Regions from separate parts of the Homo sapiens genome. Here region 2 is linked to region 1. Evidence: chromatin contacts called from ENCODE Hi-C or POLR2A ChIA-PET data. All regions are on one chromosome and are shown on one strand. Each heading gives the region's core, a stretch centred on a gene start or an enhancer-like site at or near the end of the contact. The rest is flanking DNA. Distances are from core to core; before and after follow the strand shown. Region 1 has its middle 23 kb from the start of SESN3. Region 2 has its middle 100 kb from the start of FAM76B.

Region 1 (4,041 bases), core at 811-3,310:
TACTGTGCCATATTTTAAGACACACATTTCAGGCAAAACAGACAGCAGGAACAAAGGTGTGGTAGGTCCACTGAACAGGGAGCCAGAGAGCTGGATGTAGGAACTGCCCATCACTCTGGGGAGTCTATGAGACAACAATTCTGTTTTTCAGCACAACAAATTGTTTGTTACCTTCAAATAACACAGAAAGACAAAAATCAGTAAGTTTATATTTCCACAGGCAGTGAAAATGTGAAGATCTGAGTGGTGTGAAAAGAAGTCACTTTCAGAGAGAACATTTTGCTGAAATTTAGAGTGAGCTACATGTGCCTAAGTCATACACAGGAAGTAGGAGACCTGGGGGTCAAGGGGACAAAAAGCCCCACAGTGAAAAAAGGCAATTACTGGGAAAATGAGAGAAGAATGCAAAGTATACAGAAGCAGCTATGTACGTTGTGAAATACAAGTCACCACACTATGTGTTGCTGCTGTCACAAAGATCAAGATAGAAAATGCAAATATTCACCTCCATGTCTGAGTAATCTTTGCCCCCCCCATTCTTTCATTCCTTTCCTCCAACATTTTAGTCTCCTAAGCCTTTTTTGAAGGATTCTTTGTCTCATTTAAAAATAAAGATGGGTAAGGGAGTACCTGAGCAAACCAGATGTGGCAGGCTCCGTGAAGTATATCCATGTTTTCCTGCTCTGCTTATGTAAAAATAACTGAGGGAAGCTGAAATATTTTGTATGTGTATTAAAAGTTAAAGGGAAGAAGGGTTTGGAGCAATGAATGAGATGAAAGACAAAGCTGTGCCAGGAAAGATGAAAGCCAAGCAAAGGGTGGTTAATCATCCCAGTCAGAGACAAACAAGAGAAATCTAGTGTGTCCTGAGAGCTAAGGAGCCCCGCTATCCACCATGGAAATGTCTCTGACATCTAAGTTACCGAGCTGGTTACTAAGCCTGCTATTTCTGATCTGTCAAAATCATTCCATTAAAACTTAAAATAAGCCTGCAACTGGATAAGCTTATCCCTTACAGAAGCCTTATGTAATAAATGCAAATGTGCATCTGAATTATTAGGCTTCTATTTTTTTCCCTCAAAGCTGCACTTAATCAGTAAAAGCTTGTGAAAGCCTAAAGATTTCTAAAATAAATGTGTATCTAAGAGCATCTCTAACATTGTCTTGAGAGCTACCAAGAGGTTTAGAAGAAAAGGCCTTGTGTGGAGAACAAGAATTGCTGGGTTCTGGCACTGGTTTAGCTACTTAATTTGCACTGGTTCTTGCAAATCACTTAGCCTCCCAAGGTTGAAAGAGTCTATGTCTGAGTGAAAAGAGTTCAGAAACTAGGATTAAAAACCATGGGTTTGAGGCCCAGCTTCATCATGTGCAAGCTATATGGCTGGCAATGGATTTAATATTTAGGGGTTTGTTTTCTTATCTATAGAGTGGGGGAAGTAATAGTACCTCATGCATGGGACAGCTGCAAAGAACATATGAGACATTGTATATAAAAAAGTTCTTTGCGCACTGTAAAGGGCAACAGACAAGTTGGCCTTTGTCACTACTTCCCCAGTTTACCTAAGGCTTACAGAATGCTGGGAAAATAAATGAGAGGTAATAAGGCATTTTTTATAGAAAGTCCTAAAAATTACTTCACAATTCTTTGCAGCAAGTGAAGACATAGTTTAATACTGATGGTAAAGGCAAATGAACTAATCAGAAGGCCAGCCCCATCTAGGAGATGTGTAAGACATCTTCCACCTACAGTCGAAGGCAAACGATAAGGTTTTTTTCTTATTCTCTTGTATTCTAGAGGCTGTTGGGGGTTGGGTGGCTTGGAAGAGAAAGTGCCACACAATAGCATTTGCTAGATTACGGCATGGGGGTTGGGAGGGCGCTATAATTTAAGAGGCATAAGATGACTGAAGTGATCACACAAAAAAGATATCTTCCAATTCCATTTGAGCTACAATCTGATTTCGCTGTTGAGTACAACGTCCCCTTCACAAGAATCAGAAGTCAGCATCAGGGCTGTGCTGCATAAGTTTTCCACCCAGCAACAGGATGATGTCAGCAGCCAGGGAGAACGACCAATCAGCAGGCAGAATGAATCAGAGCGTGCTGGGATTTTGCTCAACTGTCTCTTAGCAAAGCAAGCTGTGCTCTGAAGTGCAGGGGTTATTTGCACTTCCTCTGCACTTGAAGCTGAGGCTGAATGGCTCTTTAGCTGAAAAGGTACCAAGGAGTGTGCAAGCAGTTAAGATGATTTGCATCCAAGCAGCCAGTCTCATAAGTCATGAGTCATATTTGTTTTCCTGAAAGTATTTTTTTGGAATAAAAAATTCAGCATTAATAAAGATTCTAAAGTCTTGATTTATATGTTGTGTCTTATAATTGCTTGAAACCTGTTTTGTTTCATGCATAGTGATGCTGGGCAGCTCTTGGCACATGAGCTACAAGTAAAGTTCAATACTGCCTCTTAGGGAGTTTGAACTTGCCTCTGATGTTTCAAGTCTTCTCTCTAATGACAAGCAGCCTGGAAATCAACAGCTGTTTCATTTCTGGGGCAAAAGTGCTAATTCTCCAATTACACTAAAGTGTGTTTTGTGTGTGCTTTAAAAATAAGTCTAAGCTGGAAGGATATGATGTGACTTGTAGACATTGTCTCATGGGTGGGAGTGGAGAGGGCTTTGTAGCATTTCTGAAAACATGAAGTTATTTCCCAAAATTTTGTCAGTTTTTCTGATCTTAGTGGGCAGTGACAGCAGTATTGGAAAAGGGTGCAATCGAAGGGTTAAACCTACCTACCCGGCATTACCTATGACATATCCCAGGTCGATTAGACCTCCCAGGCAGGTTCCTCACTGGCATTATCTGAGGACAATTTCTGTGCTATCTAAGGCCAGAAAGCAGTTTTTCCTGTGAGTGGTGAAAACACATCTTTCCAAAAGAAAATATATATCTCAGAGAGGGAGTGATTTTTCATCTTGTCTTCTTTCAGAGTCCTTGGTAGGTCTCAGGAAGCACCATGTACTGCAATTTATTAGCCCAGACCTGCTGCAACCTATCCTTCTACAGTTTGCTTCTTGGCTGAATGCCTCGTTTTCCTCATTACTGAAATGAAAAAGGGTTTACAAAGCTAGCTAATTTGAGCTAATTAGGGACGGGCTATTCTGAAATATGAAGAAGGCTGGATTTGAGAATATTCCTTAAAGAAAAGCCGACATTACATTCAAAGGTTGGTAATATGCTGGAGGAGAGAGCACAGCTTCCAGAGTTTAGGCTTCCCAGCTTTTGAATCCCAGCTCTGTGCTTCCAGCCACCTCTCCATTCCACAGGTGCAAACTGGGGTAATGCTTAGCTCCAAGGACGGTTGTGAAGATAAACAATCTCTCACCACCAAGCACAGGCAAAACACATAGTAGCTACTCAATAATTCATAGACCCTCCACCCCCTTTAAACTGGAAATAAACAACTTGTTGGCTGATAGAAATCCCAGAGGGACCTGCTTTCACAAATACTGTAGGATTTGTAATTAGCATGTAAAAAGACTGCTTCCAGCCCTTGAAAGCATGTTGTCCTTTAAAGGCTCTTAGGCAGACTCAAGAAGCCTTGTTTGCCCTCTAGCATTAATTTGCTTAGCAAATTCTCACTGCTAGGGCAAAATTAAATTTCAGTTTAGGCTCTGTTTGATTGACCACAAACTCTAAATGAAGGTGGCTTTAGTGTGATCTAACTTTCACTTGTTTGGGATCCTTGAGATTAATGCAATGGGCCTTCGAGTGATTCTATAAGGCCCTGGCACTCTTTACGAGAAAGACGTAAATATGAAGTATCTGAAGCAATGCTGTTATCACCATTCCCTTTCCTTAGCTTAACATCCCTCAAGGGGTGCTTCTGGTGCCCAGAGAAGTTTAGAAAAGCTTTTGACAGAGCAGAGCAGACTAGGAGTCTGTACAGAGGTGAAAGCCCTGGGAAGGTATGAGGTTATAGCAGCTGTAGAACCCAGAGACTTCTGGAGGAAGTCGGGTAGGGGATGTATTTCCTGGGTGAGGGCA
Region 2 (4,041 bases), core at 950-3,449, 430 kb after region 1:
ATTTATCTGAGCATGCAGACATATAGTAAAGATGCATCTTCCATAAACTGAAAAATGTACACTACTTTTTTTATGTGTTCAGCCATATAACATCATAATTATCCCATTTCTGGTTCAATGCTCAATGGAAAATTATAATGTTTTATGAATAATTGAAGCTGACTGAATCATGTACATTTTTATCAGGGCTAATTCTGATGTTTCATACCAAGGTTTGGCATCAAAAGGCTAAATATAGTTGGAAAAAGAATTATTAATTCACATCTCATAAGAAAAACTGCAAGTAGAAGATGAGTATTTTGAAGATGTTTTCACTGTCGGTGGTGGAGAAATCAGAGGAAGAGTAAGTTGTACTCACATGAGAATACATCTCATACACCATTAAAGTACAGAAACATTTTCTATCATATAAATGCTCCTATTATATTAAAATAAGTTATTGCGTAACTATTGCACCTATAAAAGGGACACCCGAAGTATCTGAAGTCAATTCTAAAGTCAGTTATATAAGTAACAGGCAAATCTGGAAATATGGAATCCAGAATAAATGAGGCTACTTTGGAAAATGGGGGTGAAATTTTATCCCAACTATTATGGAACCCACTAATCTCAGCTGGGCTTGTGGGTTCCTGGAATGATGATTACATTTCCTAGTCGTCTTTGCAGATATGTGCAACCTTACAACCAAGTTCTGGCCAAAGAAGTAGTGTGTACAACTTTGGAACAGTGTTTAAAAAGGGAAAAGGCATGATTTTCTCCTTTCTTTTCTTCTTTCTCTTAACTGATATGGATAATAACCGGAGCTTCAACAAGCATCTTGGACCATATACAACACCCCCAAGGGATGGCAGAGAAGAAAACTGGAGGAAACTTGTTCATATCCCTCTTGGATGCTGATCTCCAGTTTTTACATGAGACAACAAAAAGTTCTGATTTAAGCTGCCATATTTGGGTTTTCTTCCACAAGACACTGAACCCAATTCTAATAAATACAAGGGGAAAAGTAAAACTGTCTCATGTTCCTGACCTGAGCTTTGGAGGATGTCAATTTCTAAGAAAGTGTTTCTTGGATGATACATTCAAAAATTAATAATCAACTCATGGAAATAAGCCAAGTACTAGAAAGTTGGAGATTCAAATAAATCATTTCTTTATCTCTGGGACACACAGGGGCTGGGACAGATTCTGTAAGATGCTGCAGAAAGTCACATCTTGTGGGCCAAACTGTTTAGATTCTTCCTACTGTGATTTCTTCCAACTCTCCATATTTATTTCCCTGCTTTTCTCCTTGAGCAGTTAGCAAAATTTTGTTTTGTTTTGCCAGGGACAAAATTAAAAGAAGGACAAGAGCCTCCTGACACTGGCATACCTGTGTGAGGGTGACAGTAGAAATAAGCAAGAAACCCCTAAATGAGTAATTCCCACCCCTGCTACACGAACAACACCTTCTTAGAACGAATATTTTGTGATCATCCCTTTGCTATACTAAAATAAAATTCAAAAATAATATAACCTATCTGCACATAAGAAGAAATCAATATAAGTATTAAACTATATTATAAAAGAAAAAATAAAAGGAAAATAGTTGATGATAATGGTCTTTCATAAGTAAATGCTCAAGTATGATCATGCTAGAAGACAAAAGTGCCCCCACATTTTCAAAATGCTCCCCAGGGAATGTATAGTATGCAATGCCCTATACGATATGGCATTTTCCTACCTTGGAAAGTGATAAAACTTCAGGGTCAGAATGATGTCTCTTCCTTCTCTACAAGAGCCTCTCCTTCCAAGGACGACCTTAAAGTTCTTGGTTTTATTTTCTTAAGAAACATAACATTTTCTTACAGCAGTGTTACTTCAAATGTGTTCTGTAGCAAGTGAATTTCCTGTGAACAGGTGTTATGTTAAAGAAAAATTGTACTCTAATTGTTTAAGAAATATTAGTTCCAAATTAAATATTTTGTCTTGCTTTATGACATTTCAGAGTCTTGAAGTTGTCACCGTGCATTGACAATCTAACTCCCAAAAGTATTTTATCACAGAATCCTTTTCCACTGGGTCCATGGAAGAAACCTAGAAAACACTACCTTACATCCTGCCAAGGAGTGCATCAACACAGACAAGAGAGGCTTTTTGGAGGATCACAAATCTACTTCTGAAAGACAGTCTTTAGTTGACTAATTGATTTTGCATGAAAGTGGCCATGTAAAGCTGACCTGGAAGTCATGAATTTCACCACATCTCACTTAACTGTCATGACAGAAAGGCAAATGGGTAGAAACAATCTGACATCAGAGGTGTTTCCAGAAAAGCACAATTTTAATGTTGCTAGTGGTACTGACACATATTTGAGCTCATATTTTACATCACATGGATCTATAGCTATTTTAACAAGACGTTACAGATTTTATCTGTTCATAATATTGACAATGAGGCATTAGAAAAGGATATATGTTGATCAATATCTTTAAAGCGCATATTTTTCTAGTAGCTTCAATAATATTTACCATGTCTGAAATTTCTATTTAGTATAGTGACATTTTTACAATCACTGTTTTATGTCATCCACACAACCCTTCAATGAGCTATCATTAGTCCCATCTTTCAGATAAAGAACCTGTATCTCAGTGTGGGTAAGTGCCAACGTCATAGAATTTTTTAGTTGCAGAACTTGGACATAGCCTACGTCTATCCTGCCCTGCAGCCCATGTTTATTCCACTGCCTCCCTTAATCAAGGGAAAATTTTTAGAATGTTTTCCATTAAAAAAAATCAGTTACAGCAATTACAAGTTAACCATCAGTTATCAGGAAAACAGCCATCCACAGATACCCAGAATCACTCATTCCTTGAGGGTACGATAGCCCATGGTTTCATGTACATATTTGAATTGACAAACCTCCTCTGAACTGCTGAAAAGTTTACGAGGTCTAAAATACCATCATGTTTTTCTTCCTCCCTCATCGTCACCTGGTTTAAACTTCAAGGTGTGTTCTTTGAAAAACACTTGTTTCCAGTGACTCATTTTGAAATCACTGATTTCATCTTCCTTGTTCTTTGCAAAGCCAGGAAAAGAGATCAAGACCACATTGTTTTCACCTTCAAAAACACTTGCCCTGTAACCGGAAGAGTCCAGAACTGTTTTTGTTAATTCGTTGAATAATGTGTTCTTGTTTCATCTTTTCACAAGAGCAGAAATCCACTCTCAGAATAGGGCTCCCTGCTTGCCATCTGCTTATCCACCAGCAATTTTCAACCAACCTGTTTGGAAAGGATTCACTTATGCAGTCAACACATTTATTGAGCATCTACTTTGTACCAGACACTGTTCTACATTCTGAGAATACAGAAATGAGATAGATGCAACATTTTGTCCTTAGAGTTTTTACTTTAATGAGAGAGATATAATGAAAAACATACAAATAAAAATGATTATTCTAGATAGTGAAAACACTCATGAAGAAAAATTTAAAAGGGTGGCATAGCATAGAGTGAGTCAGGTGAAAGATTTCTTTAGATTGGGTGGTCAGGGACAGCTTTCTGAGGAGGAAACATTTGAGCTGAGATTAGAATGTTAATGAGACAGCAATGACAGGATTTGGAGGAAGAGTCCCAGAAGAGCCTTAAGATGAGAACAAAATTGGTGGGGATGAGGAATGGAAAGGAGGCAGATGCAGCTGGAAAGGGATAAGGGAAGAGAAAACAGTTGATGAGGTCAGAGATGCTATTAGGGCCCAGCACCTGTGGTAGAGAATTTTAATTTTATCCCAACTGCAGTGAAAAGACATTAAAGAATTTTGAGGCTGCTGTTTAGAGAGCTGATTACATATTGGCAAAAATGGAGCAGAAAGACCAGTTAGGGGCAACTGCAGTAGTTCAGGTGAGAAATTACAATGCCTGGACTAGGTAGTCCACGAAGATGGGAGGAAGTAAATGTCTTTCATGATAGAACAGCCAGCATGTGCTCATAAATTGCACGAAAAAAAATGGGACTGGATTGTTATGCTAGTGACATTTTCTGAATTCAGGAAGACTAGGAGAG

Evidence for each region. Hi-C counts contacts between places; a loop is a spot of excess contacts on that map. ChIA-PET counts read pairs that join two places held with the same protein, here RNA polymerase II (POLR2A). Pooled maps may share reads with other maps.
Region 2: a map of CD4-positive, alpha-beta T cell shows a loop between it and region 1 (9-fold over the local background). The contact joins two enhancer-like sites. A Hi-C loop is called at or near these places in 1 of 168 maps with a recorded cell type or tissue (CD4-positive, alpha-beta T cell) and 7 of 50 pooled maps. POLR2A ChIA-PET finds 5 or more read pairs at or near these places in 5 of 52 experiments (CD4-positive, alpha-beta memory T cell, CD8-positive, alpha-beta memory T cell, activated B cell and 2 more).

What each region holds. Positions count from the first base shown.
Region 1 is chr11:95,252,396-95,256,436 of GRCh38, forward strand. No RefSeq gene overlaps it. Among named protein-coding and RNA genes, the nearest start is that of SESN3, 23 kb to the left of the region's middle. RefSeq lists an enhancer at 1,704-2,093. Within about 2 kb of position 2,061, at least 25 of the 41 ENCODE cell types and tissues checked have a DNase peak (open chromatin) inside an H3K27ac peak, as active enhancers do; they include CD4-positive, alpha-beta T cell, where a contact is called at or near this core.
Region 2 is chr11:95,686,017-95,690,057 of GRCh38, forward strand. No RefSeq gene overlaps it. Among named protein-coding and RNA genes, the nearest start is that of FAM76B, 100 kb to the right of the region's middle. Within about 2 kb of position 2,200, at least 2 of the 41 ENCODE cell types and tissues checked have a DNase peak (open chromatin) inside an H3K27ac peak, as active enhancers do; they include CD4-positive, alpha-beta T cell, where a contact is called at or near this core.